Regions from separate parts of the Homo sapiens genome. Here region 2 is linked to region 1. A link is a loop called in an ENCODE intact Hi-C map of the cell type or tissue named here. Cell type or tissue: Caco-2. All regions are shown on one strand.

The links. A loop is a pair of places that touch in the nucleus more often than their neighbours do. Peaks named below come from ENCODE experiments on the same cell type or tissue, not always from the same donor. Only the 100,000 strongest peaks of a DNase experiment are listed, where the experiment ranks them.
Region 2: a loop joins it to region 1, with 19 times the contacts of the local background. A loop is called at or near these places in 2 of 110 quality-filtered maps.

Annotation. Positions count from the first base shown.
Region 1 is chr7:99,628,304-99,636,303 of GRCh38, reverse strand. It overlaps ZSCAN25 (zinc finger and SCAN domain containing 25), which reads right to left. Exons shown (of 8, transcript NM_145115.3): 8 at 3,896-7,113. The coding sequence ends at 6,284. It also overlaps the pseudogene LOC442603. Among named protein-coding and RNA genes, the nearest start is that of ZSCAN25, 15 kb to the right of the region's middle. RefSeq lists an enhancer at 5,821-6,467. In Caco-2, no CTCF peak of the experiment used is centred here; DNase peaks (open chromatin) are centred at 4,450 and 6,315.
Region 2 is chr7:99,872,289-99,880,288 of GRCh38, reverse strand. It overlaps OR2AE1 (olfactory receptor family 2 subfamily AE member 1), which reads left to right and starts at 3,256. Exons shown (of 1, transcript NM_001005276.1): 1 at 3,256-4,227. The coding sequence starts at 3,256. The coding sequence ends at 4,227. In Caco-2, CTCF peaks have their summits at 3,312 and 3,548; a DNase peak (open chromatin) is centred at 2,307.

The DNA of each region.
Region 1 (8,000 bases):
GTAGAAATAGTTCTAGAAATAAGGCTAATAAACACATCTAAGAACACTGGTTGCTTTCTAAAATTCCCAAAGTTCCACCATAAATGTAATCCTTAGTGTTTTAAATGATTGCATTTTAAGGTATATAAATATGGGTTATCCAACATCAATGCTATAGTAACATCCTGAAACAAAACAAGCACAAAGGTATAAATGCCTAAACCGGAGGAAACTTGAAACCCTCATGTTAAATCTTTTTTTTTTTTTTTTTTTTTTTTGAGATGGAGTCTCGCTCTGTTGCCCAGGCTGGAGTGCAGTGGCGCGATCTCCACTCACTGCAAGCTCTGCCTCCCGGGTTCACGCCATTCTCCTGCCTCAGCCTCCCAAGTAGTTGGGACTACAGGGGCCCGCCACCACGCCCGGCTAATTTTTTGTATTTTTAGCAGACACGGGGTTTCACCATGTTATCCAGGATGGTCTCGATCTCCTGACCTCGTGATCCGCCCGCCTCAGCCTCCCAAAGTGCTGGGATTACAGGCATGAGCCACCGCGCCCAGCCCATGTTATATCTTCAATGTAGTATTTCTAACTTGTGAAGACAGATTGGTAGGCAGCCACTTTTTTGTGTCTTAAAATAACTGGGAGCATAGTTAAAATTTTATACATCAAGTGATTGCTATTATTGAATGTTGCAGGTGAGATGTGGTTATTTTTAGTTTATTTGAAATGTCTGACTGGAAATGGGGGAGGGGGAAGGAAATATTTGAAATTTGGAAAACTCTAAACCTTTTGGTAAGAAATTGTAATTTTCACTTAAAATTTTCTTTAAGGATATAAGAGGTTTATAATTGATGTAGTTAAATTGAACAATAATCATTGGTGACTGGAGCAGGTAATTATAGCCTGCAGAAAAAAATTATAATCTAAGAATTGAAAAAATAAGATCCTGAAGTTGTTTAATTGCATCAGTTTCTGTATTTATGTGAATTTATAAACTGCAGTATGTTTTGAATGAGGTTAATCTTGTTTAATATAAGTAAATGAGTCTGTAGACTATGATCGCCCCAAACTAAAAAGTACAGTACCTGAAACTGTGTTCTTTATGGTTGTAGTGTTAGTAAAGCACTAATATGCAGAAAATAAAGGAATTACACAGTGAAAAAAAAAAAAACCAACCAGGACAGCTGCCAACAGAGAATTATCTGGCACAAAATGTTAACAGTGCAGGGGTTGAGAAACCCTGGCAAAGTTTAAGAGCAAGTACCTGCTACAGAAACATGTTGCTACCTGTCATTTTCCCTGTCTCAGAAGTGGATTAAGTCAATCTGTACTGTACAGAGGGAGGGGACTTGAAACCAGCTTATTATTATTATTATTACTATTGAGACAGAGTCTCGCTCTGTCACCCAGGCTGGAGTGCAGTGGCATGATCTCGGCTCACTGCAACCTCCGCCCCCCGGGTTCAAGTGATTCTCCTGCCTCAGGCGCCTGCCACCACGCTTGGCTAATTTTGTTTTGTTTTGTTTTTGAGACGGAGTCTCACTCTGTCCCCCAGGCTGCAGTGCAGTGGTGCGATCTCGGCTCACTGCAAGCTCCGCCTCCCGGGTTCACACCATTCTCCTGCCTCAGGCTCCCAAGTAGCTAGGACTACAGGTGCCCACCACCATGCCCAGCTAATTTTGTTTTTTTATATATTTTTAGTAGAGATGGGGTTTCACTGTGTTAACCAGGATGGTCTCAATCTCCTGACCTTGTGATCCACCTGCCTCGGACTCCCAAAGTGCTGGGATTACAGGCGTGAGCCACCGCGCCTGGCCAAATTTTTGCATTTTTAATAAAGACAAGGTCTCACCATGTTGTCCAGGCTGGTCTCGAACTCCTGGCTTCAGGTGATCCGCCCGCCTCGGCCTCCCAAAGAGCTGGGATTACAGGCGTGAGCCACCGCACCTGGCTGAAACCAGCTTATTTTTTAAGAAACAAAGGTTCTCCTTGCCTCTCAGCTGGGATAAAACAGGTACTGAAAGTATTTTAAGCATAATCAGCCTGCAGACAACACCCATAGCACACACTATGACATGGACCAAACTTTCTTGATGAAATATTTCCCCAGGACAGACCTTAGGCAGTTACCTGGTTCTACCACCACCCAGGGGAGAAAACAGAGTTTCTCTTGCAAAGGACAACAGCCTCCCTCATTACCCAGCAGCACGGCACATGCAGCCAGACACTGAAGGTGTACAGCATCATCACAATGTGAGGCAACCACAGATGCCTTGTCATACAAAAGGAGGCCCATCTATGAGTTGACCAAATACCCGTTTGACCTGGAGAGTCCCGGTTTACACCACTGTCCCAGCATAATAAATAGCACCCACTTTCACTCTCAAAAGGGGCAGGAAATACGGAACATTTGCCTGGAACATCTTGTCATGCCAGAAAGCAAAGAAGCTGTCAATGAGAATTAGGGTTATGTCAAAAGGATTCAGGAGCCAAGGTCCAGGGGCCTCCACTGGTCAAAGGTGAAATAATTTGAGCATCAAATTATAACTCCAGCAGACTGATCAATACCAAGTATGTTTAAATCCATGAGTGCAGGCCAGGTGCAGTGGCCCACACCTGTAATCTCAATACTTTGCAAGGCCAAGGAAGGGGTAGCACCTTAGCCTGGCAGTTTGAGGCTGCAGTGAACTACAATTGCACCACTGCATTCCAGCCTGGGTGACAGAGCAAGACTCTGTCTCAAAAAAACCAATAAAAGCAAAAAGCTATGAATGCATTGATTTCTACAGACTTGACTGCCTTTACAGGAAGCAAAAAGTAACTAGCTCATTATTCTGAAAACAGGCAAATAAAGAGGAGGATCAAGCATTTTCTTGCCTTCCCTGTATGAACTATATCTAAGGGTAACCTAAGTTAATGAAGGGAAATTTCTTACAATATTCCAACTACTAAATGATGAAGCATTTACAGAACTAACGAAAGAAGCAGATCTAGGCTTCTAAAATCATATGAAGAGAAACAGGGCATGTCACAATCTATAATGTGTTCTTGCCAAAATGTGAAATATGAATCTGATTACACCACTAAACACTTCTACATTTTTAGATAATACAGAAGGCAGGGAAATATGTTAAATCACGCCATGGGTATGCAAACAGAAAATGCAGAATGATTAGCTGGGCATGGTGGCACATGCCTGTAATCCCAGCTACTTGGGAGGCTGAGGCAGGAGAATCGCTTGAACCCGGGACAGGGAGGTTGCGGTGAGCTGAGACTGTGCCACTGCACTCCAGCCTGGGCAACAGAGCGAGACTCCAGCTCAAAAAAAAAAAAAACAACAGAAAATGCAGAATGTAAAAAACTCTCCAGGATAAATGATCGAGTTTTTTAAAATGAATAAATCTCAAGAAGAAAAGGATAAGTACTACAGATTATAAGCCTTAAGAGACAAAGCAACAAATTATATTATATTGAAAAATTAGGTGGGTTCTTAAAATTCACTGGATATTTTGACATTAAGGAACTGTTTTGTTTTGAGACAGGGTCTTGCTCTGTCTCCCAGGCTGGAGTGCAATGGCACAATCAGGGCTCACTGCAACCTCAACCTCTTGGGGTCAAGTGATGCCCAGCCTCAGCCTCCTGAATAGCTGGGACCACAGGCATGCACCACCCATGCCCAGTTAATATTTGTTTGTAGATGAGGTCTCACTATGTTGCTCAGGCTGGTCTCGAACTCCTCTCAAGCAATCCCACCTTGGCCTCCCAAAGTGGTGGGATCACAGGTGTAAGCCACCACACCCAGCCGCCCTTACCTTTTACAGGTACACACTGAAATGGTTATAAACAACACTTGGGATACACTTCGAAACTTCAGTGGGGGAGGAAGACGGGGAGGAAGGAGTGGACAGAGATGAAACAAGATTGATTATGAGTTTATAATAAAGTCAAATGATAAATACATAAGGATTTATTTATATAGGTTTGAAATTATCTATTATAAAAAAATTTCTAAAGAATAGAAAAATACAGAAAACAAAATATTTCTTAACATTTGAATAGATATGAAAAATCAGACTACCACAATCCCATGGGAAAAACCCCCTACTTAGAGGCTTTTCTGAGACACTGTCCTAAGCTCTTGGCCCCACAGGAGATAGGGAAGAGGCCAGATAGGAAAGTCAGCAAGGCCCAGCTCCTTCTGAAGCTTAAGATATGCCAACTTGCTGAAACCCAGAGGAATGCTGGCTGTGTATGACAAAAGAGCATCTGTGATTCAGGTAATGACAAGCAGCCCCCCGAGGCCTCCCCAGTCCCCACCTGCCTTTGGAAAACCACCCTCTGGGGAAGGCCACACTCAGGCCAGAAGCCTCCCACTGAGTCTGCCTGGCTGTCAGCCCTGCCTAGCTGCTCTGATAATTACGGGGGAAAAAAAGCTGATTTTGCATGTGGACCTCAGTATTACAGAGGAGCAGCAGCAGCCCCGTGTGGACATCTCAGATACATTTACGACCCAGTCAGTGCAGCCTCGTGGGCACAGCTAATGAGCCAGGAAGACCAAGGAGCGTCATTTGCTAAGCCAAAATTAGACACCATGCTGCCTAACAAGAACAGGTGATAAAACCACGTTTCAAAGTGGGCTGAGTAATACAGCTTTGTGTTAGTCATTACCATTTACCTTATTTACAATGGAAAATGAAAAAAAAAAATCTCAGTAAAAGAATCTGGTATTAAGAGGCATCAGAAGACAAACCACATTTTGCAATTATAGGACACTATCAACAAAGGACAAACTCACTCACTCAGCCAGGGTTCAAAGGCACAGCACAATGACACAGCAGTCAGTCCACGCTAGTTATGCAGCTTCCAGAACTTTAAACAGAAATGAAACCCTTAAGTGATGGCACAATAAGGAAGCTTCAACAGTTTACAAATATTGCATCTTCTCATTTTTAAAGAAATGTATTTTTTTTTAATGCCTACAAATATCTTTATTTTTCCTGACTTGGCACTCATGCAAAACAGGTCGCTACCAGCTCATCATCCCCAGTGGGTGTCCAGGACCCCTAGTGCCTTGGATGACAAGGGTCTGGAGGGCAGAGACCATTTAGTAACAAGAGGTAGGTGACAAATGCATTTCAGGGCAAGATGCTGACAAAGCAATGAATACAGGCCCAGAGGATTTGCAGGAATATCCACGGGTTCTGAAGATCAGGTACATCCACGAGACATAAGCTCTACGAGGTCAACAGCTTCTCCCCCTATTTTATTCATGGATGTGTCTCAAGCACCCAGAAGAGTTCCTGACATGTTTGTTACAGGGCCTCAATAAATACTTGGGAAATGGGTCCAATGAGAATGGGGTGAAATTAATTTTATGAACTATAAAGTGCCATCAAATATAGGGCATTAATACTAGAGTTCATCTTTCAGACTCATTTTAATTATAACAGTTCTTTCTAGAGAACTGTTTTTTAAAATACTCTGATGTTTATTCAGTGATCAATAGCAAAATACTAACTTCCTAATAGTTGGTGTGTTGACAGTTGTTATAGTGCAAGGAATAATGGACGGGGAAGTTTTACAGATGAGGATAGAATGTTATAGCCTGACACAGATGAGGCTCCAAATAATGTAAAATTCACACAGTTGCCTGGGAGCAGATCCCAGCTGGGGAGGGAAGATCCAGCACGGGGCAGGAGGGCAGGAGTGGTCATGGGAAGATGTTCTCACGGGCACACAGCACAGATACCCTGAGAATGCCTCGGGTCATGGGCTGTCGCATGCATCCCCAACGCACAACCCCCAGAGGCATCACGTCTAGTCTCTCATTCACCACGGCATTCCCACGGCCAGGTGCTCAGAGGATGTTCAATAAATGTTTGTTCAATGGAAAAGAGAGGGGGTGGGGGAAGAGTCTGAGCTATGACCCTGCAGGCAAGACAGAGCCCTCAGGAAGATGAGGTCCCAGCTACCAACACGTGTCAAGGTTTTGCCTTTACTCCCAGCTTTGTTCGGCAGGGGGACACAGACAGTCCACTGAAGGAGAAAATCTCAGCCTGAACTGAACCGCAGGAGACTGCTTCCCTCAAACATTGGAAGAAAAATTGTTTAGCACCACTTGGGTAAGAGATGGAAGCAGCTATGCTCTCTGGAAGCTCTAAGTAAGCCAGGCCTTGCCTTTCCCGCGTTGGCGAATGGGTGGGAAGGCGATGGGACCAGTGCTTTCCTGCAGCCATCACCTTGCACCCCGCAAGGCCCTGCAGTGAGAAAGATGAATGATGGTGCTGCCTGCCACCTGCTATGCTCACTGCACCAGCGGCTCCTGGCGGTGCTGGGTCTTCTGGTGCCGGTTGAGGATGGACCTCTGGTTGAAGCTTCGCCCGCAGGCAGGACAGTGGTAGGGCTTCTCCCCTGTATGGATTCTCTGGTGTCGGACCAGCCGCTCCCCTTTGCTGAACCGCTTCCCGCACACCTGGCACCCATATGGCTTCTCGCCAGTGTGGGCACGCCGGTGCACCGCCAGATTGGCATTCCTGCTGAAGCTCTTGCCACACTCGCAGGTGTAGGGCTTCTCCCCGGTGTGCGTCCTCCGGTGCACCTGCAGGTGCTGCCTGCGGCTGAAGCTCTTCCAGCAGTCCCCGCACTTGTAGGGCTTCTCCCCAGTGTGGCTGCGCTGGTGCACCTCCAGGTGGTGTCTCTGGCTGAAGGTTTTCCAGCACTCGCTGCACACGTAGGGCCTCTTTCCCAGGTGGGTTCTCTGGTGCTTCATCAGGTATTCTCTCAGGGTAAAGCCCTTCCCACACTCCACACAGCCATAAGACTTCTCTTCGTGGGTTCGCTGGTGCCTGACGAGATTGGAGCTCCGACTGAATCCTTTCCCACACTCAGGGCACTGGAAAGGCTTCCAGAAGGAGCTGTGGGTTTTGACTTCGTCAGGCAGGGGGATGGCACCGTGCTGGGGAGGAGGAAGCCCAGGCGCACTGCCTGCAGGGCCACCAGGCTCCTGCTCACAGACCCTTCCGAGCCCAGGGCCCTGGAGAGAGGCTTCCCCAAACCTCTCTGATGTCAGTGCCACCAGCGCCCCTTTCAGGTCTTCCTGTGGGGGTTTTGCCTCCTTTTCCTTGCTCCCACCGCCTACAGGACAGGAGGAGATAAAGATTGATTCTGTGGTAGCCGCAGGACATTTACATGTTAGAACTCTGCTTCACAGGGGTCCCATTCATGGTTCCTTCTCTTTTTTCCTTTGACCAACAACCTCAACTCAGGCTTTCCTTACTTCTTTTTCCTTATTTCCACCTCCATGTCTTTTTACAGAATAGTCTGCCAAATTCCAGTGCCCGCCCACTTATCTTGCTGCTAATCTAGACCTTTACTTCTTACAAAATGTAGCTCAATAATTTCCTCTAAGACACTCACCACGATTATTCTCTTACTCTGGGCCTCTTCAGCACTGTGCACCTAACTAGCACTTTATTATTCTGTACCTATTTACATGTGACTTTGTTGGAAATGCTGTTTCCATTCATCCAGATGTCCTGCGCCTTCCCCAAACGATTCTACACCTGCTGTAGCACAGGGCAGCACACAGCTCTCCAGACCTTCCAGGTGCCTGCTCAGTCCCCTGTCCTGCCCACATGCTCCCTCTGCCTAACCAGGTTCATTCATCTGGGTCTCCTAGGAGCCTGGCAGGGGACTGACTCAGGGAAGATGCTTGCTAACTGCTGGCTGAATGAATGAAGCAGGCTTCACTGAGGCTCCTGCAGGAGAACGCCCCTAGGTAGCATATTTATCAGGACTGAGACCATGACGCTGCTGAAATGCTCAGCTTCACCCTTCCTTCATCCTCACTCTGATCCTTCTTATATTCTCTCTAAATTAACGGAACAGGTGTTTATGGAAGAGTAACAGAAAGGGGAGGAGAAAAAAAGAAAAGAAAAGGTATTGGGGAACAAAGAGGCAAAGAGAAAAAAAGAAAAGGAGAAATAAGTGGTGCTTAAAGCGGAAGAGTCCTTTTAGGCAAG
Region 2 (8,000 bases), 240 kb before region 1:
CACCAGAAGCTGAGTGTGAAATAACAGTGTGAAGTGACAGCCAGAAAGATGAGACTGTAGACTGCATTAGGAGAGAGACAGTAATAGATGTGACTTTTTTTTTTTTTTTTGAGACAGAATTTTGCTCTTGTTGCTCAAGGTGGAGTGCAATGGTGTGATCTCGGCTCACTGCATCATCTGCCTCCTGGGTTCTAGCGATTCTCCTGCCTCAGCCTCTGGAGTAGCTGGGATTACAGGCATGCGCCACCACGCCCGGCTAATTTTGTATTTTCAGTAGAGACGGGGTTTCTACATGTTGGTCAGGCTGGTCTCGAACTCCTGACCTCAGGTGATCCACTTGTCGTGGCCTCCCAAAGTGCCAGGATTACAGGCATGAGCGACCGCGCCCGGCCAGATGTGACCTCTTTCTTACTGATCAAATGCTTGGGAGAATGCATTCAGTTCTGAGTTCTTTGCTTTAAGAAGTAAATAGATAATCGTCACCGCATGAAGGTCTAGAAAGACATTTAGGAGAAAAAACACAAAAAAGAATAGGGTGGATATTTGAGGAATCAATTAAGATTACTTTTTTTTTTTGAGACAGAGTCTTGCCCTGTCGCCCAGGCTAGAGTGCAGTGGCACAATCTTGGCTCACTGCAAACTCCACCTCCCGGGTTCAAGGGATTCTAATGCCTCAGCCCCTCGAGTAGCTGCAATTACAGGTATGTGCCACCAAGCCTGGCTAATTTTTGTATTTTTAGTAGAGACAGGGTTTCACTATGTTGGCCAGGCTGGTCTCAAAGTCCTGACCTCAGGTGATCTGCCTGCCTTGGCCTCCCAAAGTGCTGGGATTACAGACCTGAGCCACTGTCCCCTGCCTGAAATTAACAATTATTAATACATCTTATGTTAGATACGGGGGATGACAGAGGAGAAGAAAACAAATATTCAGTACACATACACACACACACAGAATAAATGCCCATAACTATTACAGTTTTTGTTTCTGTAGCTGCTCACATGGTTTTTGGCTGGTATTTATAACGACTTGCTTTCACTACCCATTCCAATTCTCTTTGTCTACAGTTATTCATGACTCTTTGCCTGGTGGGGTAACCCAAACCTTTATTCCTGAAGCATCTGGGCCACTAGCAGTCTTGTCTGAATTGGGTTGTAGTTTTCTATTGGCTTACATCATGAGACATGAGAGTACACCCTAGAAAATCTGACTGCAGACATAATTCTCCATATCCTCACTGTATAGTAGTGACTGAATTTCCCATTGCTAGTCAGAATCAGTCTTACTAGCCAATAGAGTAACCTTATTTGCCTATTGATTCAGTTCTATGAGGAGCCCCAAGTGGCATGGTGGCAGTCTTAACTATCAGAAAATGGGATTATTGTTGTGACACCTGGTAGAAGAATTTCTCCCTTTGGAACTAAGACCTCTAAAACAGCAAAAGCTAAAAGTGAAGGGATAGAAAACTAAAATTGTGCTGGTGGGTCACAGTTATGGGGGCTATAGTGAGAGGACTCATTCTCTCTTCTACCTGGTGATTTCTGGTTCCATGAATCTTGCTATGGGAGGAAGAGCAGCATAAATTGGATGCAGATTTAGAGTATATTTCACATCCTAGAGGACACTGCCCCAGCACCAAAACGTGTTGCCAACCAGATGGTCTTCAAAAGGCCTTCCCTTGGATTCTCCTTTAGTTTTTCTGACTTCTGGGTCAGGTGTGTGCATTCTTTTTTTTTTTTATTTTTTTTTTTTTATTTTTTTTTTTAAGACGGAGTCTCGCTCTGTTGCCCAGGCTGGAGTGCAGTGATGCGATCTCCACTCACTGCAAGCTCCGCTTCCTGGGTTCACACCATTCTCTTGCCTCAGCCTCCCGAGTAGCTGGGACTACAGGCGCCCGCCACCACGCCCGGCAAATTTTTTGTATTTTTAGTAGAGACGGGGTTTCACCGTGTTAGCCAGGATGGTCTCCATCTCCTGACCTCGTGATCCACCTGCCTCGGCCTCCCAAAGTGCTGGGATTACAGGCGTGAGCCGCCGCGCCCGGCCAGGTGTGTGCATTTTTAATCTGGCCATTAAGAAGCGCCCCAGCGGCCGGGTGCGGTGGTTCACGCCTGTAATCCCAGCACTTTGGGAGGCCGAGGCGGGGGGATCACGAGGTCAGGAGATGGAGACCATCCTGTCGAACACGGTGAAATCCCCGTCTCTACTAAAAATACAAAAAATTAGCCGGGTGTGGTGGCAGGCGCCTGTAGTCCCAGCTACTACGGAGGCTGAGGCAAGAGAATGGCATGAACCCGGGAGGCGGAGCTTGCAGTGAGACGAGATCGGGCCACAGCATTCCAGCCTGGGCGACAGAGCAAGACTCCAACTCAAAAAAAAAAAAAAAAAAAAAAAGAGGCGCCCCAGCTTCTGCAGGATATCCACACCGCCAATTTCAGAGACAACAAGAACTGACATGGGTTTCAGTCTGCCTTTGTGGGATTGCAGCTCATGCTTGTGGGTTCCAGCATGACTTTGATCTGCCACTCTTTATATCCATTTTTTTTTTCCTGACTACTTGCCCTCTGGAATTAAAGTTCCAGCATCAGACACAAAGGTAACAGCCACGCATAGATTGCCTAACCAGCTTCCACAATTGTATAAGAGAAATCTCTTAGTGTTATAGCTTTTCTAGTAAAATCCTCACTGATAAAATAAGCAACGCCCCCAAGCTTTTCTCCAAACTGTCTCTCTGTGTGTGTCTGTATAGAGAGAGAGAGCTTAAAAATCTGCCTTCACAAACATGATCACTCTGAAATCTCAGAATATCTAGACTCCATTAAGTATCAAACTTCAAGTCTCTTCTCATTAAGAAAGACAAATGTGTGTGTGTGTGTGTGTGTGTATACATATGTGTGTTTTGGAAGCCTAGGAAGTAAATGGGGAATAAATATATACACACATACATATACATACACACACACACACACACACATATATATCTTTCTTAACGAGAAGAGACTTGAAGTTTGATAATAGAGTCCAGATATTCTGAAATTTCAGAGTGATTATGTTTGTGAAGGCAGATTTCTAAGCTCTCTTTTAAAAAAAGGTTATTTGAATAATTAGAGAGGTTGAATAATTAGAAACGGAAATTTTTTTCACAGGTTCTGTCCTCTATCAAAAGGTGCTTTTCCTTGGGTATACTGGACCCCAGTATTTCCAGTCACACTCTTTATCTCCACTCTCTGTTTCCTCAGGGATTGAGAAAGGGGACAATGTGGCAGAAGAATCAGACCTCTCTGGCAGACTTCATCCTTGAGGGGCTCTTCGATGACTCCCTTACCCACCTTTTCCTTTTCTCCTTGACCATGGTGGTCTTCCTTATTGCGGTGAGTGGCAACACCCTCACCATTCTCCTCATCTGCATTGATCCCCAGCTTCATACACCAATGTATTTCCTGCTCAGCCAGCTCTCCCTCATGGATCTGATGCATGTCTCCACAATCATCCTGAAGATGGCTACCAACTACCTATCTGGCAAGAAATCTATCTCCTTTGTGGGCTGTGCAACCCAGCACTTCCTCTATTTGTGTCTAGGTGGTGCTGAATGTTTTCTCTTAGCTGTCATGTCCTATGACCGCTATGTTGCCATCTGTCATCCACTGCGCTATGCTGTGCTCATGAACAAGAAGGTGGGACTGATGATGGCTGTCATGTCATGGTTGGGGGCATCCGTGAACTCCCTAATTCACATGGCGATCTTGATGCACTTCCCTTTCTGTGGGCCTCGGAAAGTCTACCACTTCTACTGTGAGTTCCCAGCTGTTGTGAAGTTGGTATGTGGCGACATCACTGTGTATGAGACCACAGTGTACATCAGCAGCATTCTCCTCCTCCTCCCCATCTTCCTGATTTCTACATCCTATGTCTTCATCCTTCAAAGTGTCATTCAGATGCGCTCATCTGGGAGCAAGAGAAATGCCTTTGCCACTTGTGGCTCCCACCTCACGGTGGTTTCTCTTTGGTTTGGTGCCTGCATCTTCTCCTACATGAGACCCAGGTCCCAGTGCACTCTATTGCAGAACAAAGTTGGTTCTGTGTTCTACAGCATCATTACGCCCACATTGAATTCTCTGATTTATACTCTCCGGAATAAAGATGTAGCTAAGGCTCTGAGAAGAGTGCTGAGGAGAGATGTTATCACCCAGTGCATTCAACGACTGCAATTGTGGTTGCCCCGAGTGTAGAGTGGAATAGGATAAGCTCCTTAAATTAATTCATATAAACCTCTAAAGTTTTTCAGGGAGATAGCTTCCTTATGCTGTTTTACTACTGGAAGAAAAACACATTTAACACACAATTCCAGTATTCCAGCTTGGTGTCAGGTATCCAAGCACTGTGGAGAACATTTGAGTAGATCTTTAGAGAATTAGGGAAAACTTTTTAAAAAGTCCCTTTGAAAGAAGACATATAAAGGTCACTGACACCCTGAAAAAAAGAAGGCAAGATAAAGATATAAGGGCCCTTATCTATTATTATTTTTATTAACAAAAATATATAAAACATGCCACCAGAGAGTATTTATGGAGTTTAAAATTGGAGTGTGTTGCTTACTTTTGGAAGCATGGGAAGTAAATGGTGAATGATGGCTGTTTGAAAGGGAGGATGCATGATATAAAAGTTGTATTCTTTTTTTTTTTTGTGACGGAGTCTCTCTCTGTCACCTAGGCTGGAGTGCAGTGGCACGATCTTGGCTCACTGCAACCTCCGCCTCCCAGGTTCAAGTGATTCTCCTGCCTCAGCCAGGAGTAGCTGAGTATTACAGAGTAGCTGGGATTACAGGCGCGTGCCACCATGCCTGGCTAATTTTTGTATTTTTAGTAGAGACGGGGTTTCACCATGTTGGTCAGGCTGGTCTTCAACCCCTGACCTCAGGTGATCTGCCCACCTTGGCCTCCCAAAGTTCTGAGATTACAGACGTGAGCTACTGCACCTGGCCCTAAAAGTTATATTCTTAGACCCTTAGTGTTCCATGAATCACAGTGTGTAAGAATTCATAAGGGAAAGAATAATACATTTTGTATACATACATAATAATATATAACATAATTCTTGTAATCCATGTTGTGTTTAACAAATCTTTGTTGAGTGCCTAGTATGATCCAGGTGGTAGACTAGATGTTTGGAATTGCATTGTGAAACTTAAGATTTTTTACACATCTGCTTGTGCTTTTCCTTGGTCTACGTTGGACTTGCCATAGCAGGTAGGCATATTAACTTTTATTATTTCACAGGCTGAAAATACCTTTCTGTTCTTTGAGGGTTCCTAGCCTTGTGATTTGGAATCAGAATGATCTGGAGGAGAGTCTGCCACTTGATAACAGTGGTAAGTTACTTAACCTCTCAAGGCCTCAGTAATCTTATGTGTTTAATGAAAAAAAAAATAGGGTGACCTGAGATTTTGTGTTAGTTATGGGTATTGGTTCCAAGCAACAGAAATGGACTCTGAATGAAACAAGCAGAAAAAAGCCTTATTGAAGGCATGATGGGAAGATGTCAGAATCAGTGGGAGCACTAAAGAACCAGATTTGGAGACTATTACTCACATATCCATTTACTGCCAAATTGTCCACAGAATAAGTCCAAGAAGAGGCCAGTAGTAGAATTCATCCAATGGAGACAAGATTATTTGGGTTTAGCAATATGGGGGAGGACTAACACAGGTCATCATAACCATCTGATCTGCAAGGATCTCTTATAATCTTGCTCTTGAAATTATTCTTCTCTCTTCTGCGTTATAAATTTTCCCAGTCTACTTGATCAGTACCTCAGCCTACAGACATACCTTTATGATTGTCATCTTAAAAAGAAACTTCTCCTCAATCCCGGAAAGTCTAAACCAAGCTCATTCAACCCATGTACTGCAGACCATATGTGGCCTGGGAAGGCTTTGAATGTGGCCCAACACAAATTCATAAACTTTCTTAAAACATTTTCATCATCACTGGCCATCAGAGAAATGCAAATCAAAACCACATTGAGATACCATCTCACACCAGTTAGAATGGCGATCATTAAAAAGTCAGGAAACCACAGGTGCTGGAGAGGATGTGGAGAAATAGGAATACTTTTATGCTGTTGGTGGGACTGTAAACTAGTTCAACCATTGTGGAAGTCAGTGTGGCGATTCCTCAGGGATCTAGAACTAGAAATACCATTTGACCCAGCCATCCCATTACTGGGTATATACCCAAAGGATTATAAATCATGCTGCTGTAAAGACACGTGCACACGTATGTTTATTGCAGCACTATTCACAATAGCAAAGACTTGGAACCAACCCAAATGTCCAACAATGATAGACTGGATTAAGAAAATGTGGCCCATATACACAGAATACAATGCAGCCATAAAAAATGATGAGTTCATGTCCTTTGTAGGGACTTGGATGAAGCTGGAAACCATCATTCTCAGCAAACTATTGTAAGGACAGAAAACCAAACACCGCATGTTCTCACTCATAGGTGGGAATTGAACAGTGAGAACACCTGGACACAGGAAGGGGAACATCACACACCAGGGCCTGTTGTGGGGTGGGGGGAGAGGGGAGGAATAGCTTTAGGAGATATACCTAATGTAAATGACGAGTTAATGGGTGCAGCACACCAACATGGCACATGTATACATATGTAACAAACCTGCACGTTGTGCACATGTACCCTAGAACTTAAAGTATAAAAAAAATTATGAGATTTTAACTTTTATTTATTTATTTTTTAGCTCATCAGCTGTCATTAGTTTTAGTGTATTTTATGTGTGGCCCAAGACAATTCTTCTTCCAGTGCGGCCTGGGGAAGCCAAAAGATTGGACGTCCACCCATGGTCTAAACAGTCTTACAGAAGAATTCCTTGAAACAGTTTTCTTTTTTTTTTTTGAGATGGAGTCTTGCTCTGTTGCCCAGGCTGGAGTGCAGTGATGCGATCTCCACTCACTGCAAGCTACGCCTCCTGGGTTCATGCTATTCTCCTGCCTCAGCCTCCCGATTAGCTGGGACTACAGGCACCCGCCACCATGCCTGGCTAATTTTTTGTATTTTTAGTACAGACAGGGTTTCACCATGTTAGCCAGGATGGTCTCGATCTCCTGACCTCGTGATCCGCCCGCCTCGGCCTCCCAAAGTGCTGGGATTACAGGCGTGAGCCTCCGTGCCCGGCCGAAACAGTTTTCTTTACTTGTTATTTCCACTTTTTCTGCTTCCATTTTCTCCTGAGCTCACTTCAGTTGGCTTTTGTCATCATCAATCTATGGAAACCATTAGTATGATTGTCACAAATGGCCTCCTTGTGGCCACATTTAATGGCCAATTTTCACTTGCTCTTAGCCAAAAGGCCAAGAAGCGATCAATGACCAATTTTCAATGTACCCAACAGCCTTTGACAAAGTTGATTATGCCTTCCTTTTTTGAAACACTTTCTTCACTGAACGCTACACTCACTTTAACTCCTACTTCATTGAGTCTTCATTTTCCATTTCCTTTGCATTTAAATTCTTTCATGTTACTTCCTTGTTCTCATGCTCTTCTACAGCAGCGATTCTCAAACATGAGTACACATTAGAATCATCTGAAGGTCATGTTAAAGCAGTTGGCTGGGCCCTAGTTCCAGGGTTTCTGATTCAGAGTTTCTGATTCAAAAACTCTGAATTTACATTTTTAATAAATCCCAAGTAGTGCTGATGCTGTTGATGTAGGTACTACATCTAGAAAATGTATTTTTCTTCCAGAATATCCATGGTGACAATTTAGCAGATGAATAAATTTAGGCTTCTGTGAACAGAGGAGAAAATAATCCCCCTGACTCCCGATGCCACACTGCTTCCCTGTCTTCTCATGGGAGCCGTCCCCTCTTGGGTGGCCCATTGTAGTCACAACGCTACAGCCCTGCTTTTGTCTGGTCACTGGACTAACCCAAGAGTGGGGATATCAGCTCCATGGCAGGCAGCTGGAGGGGCTCATTACAG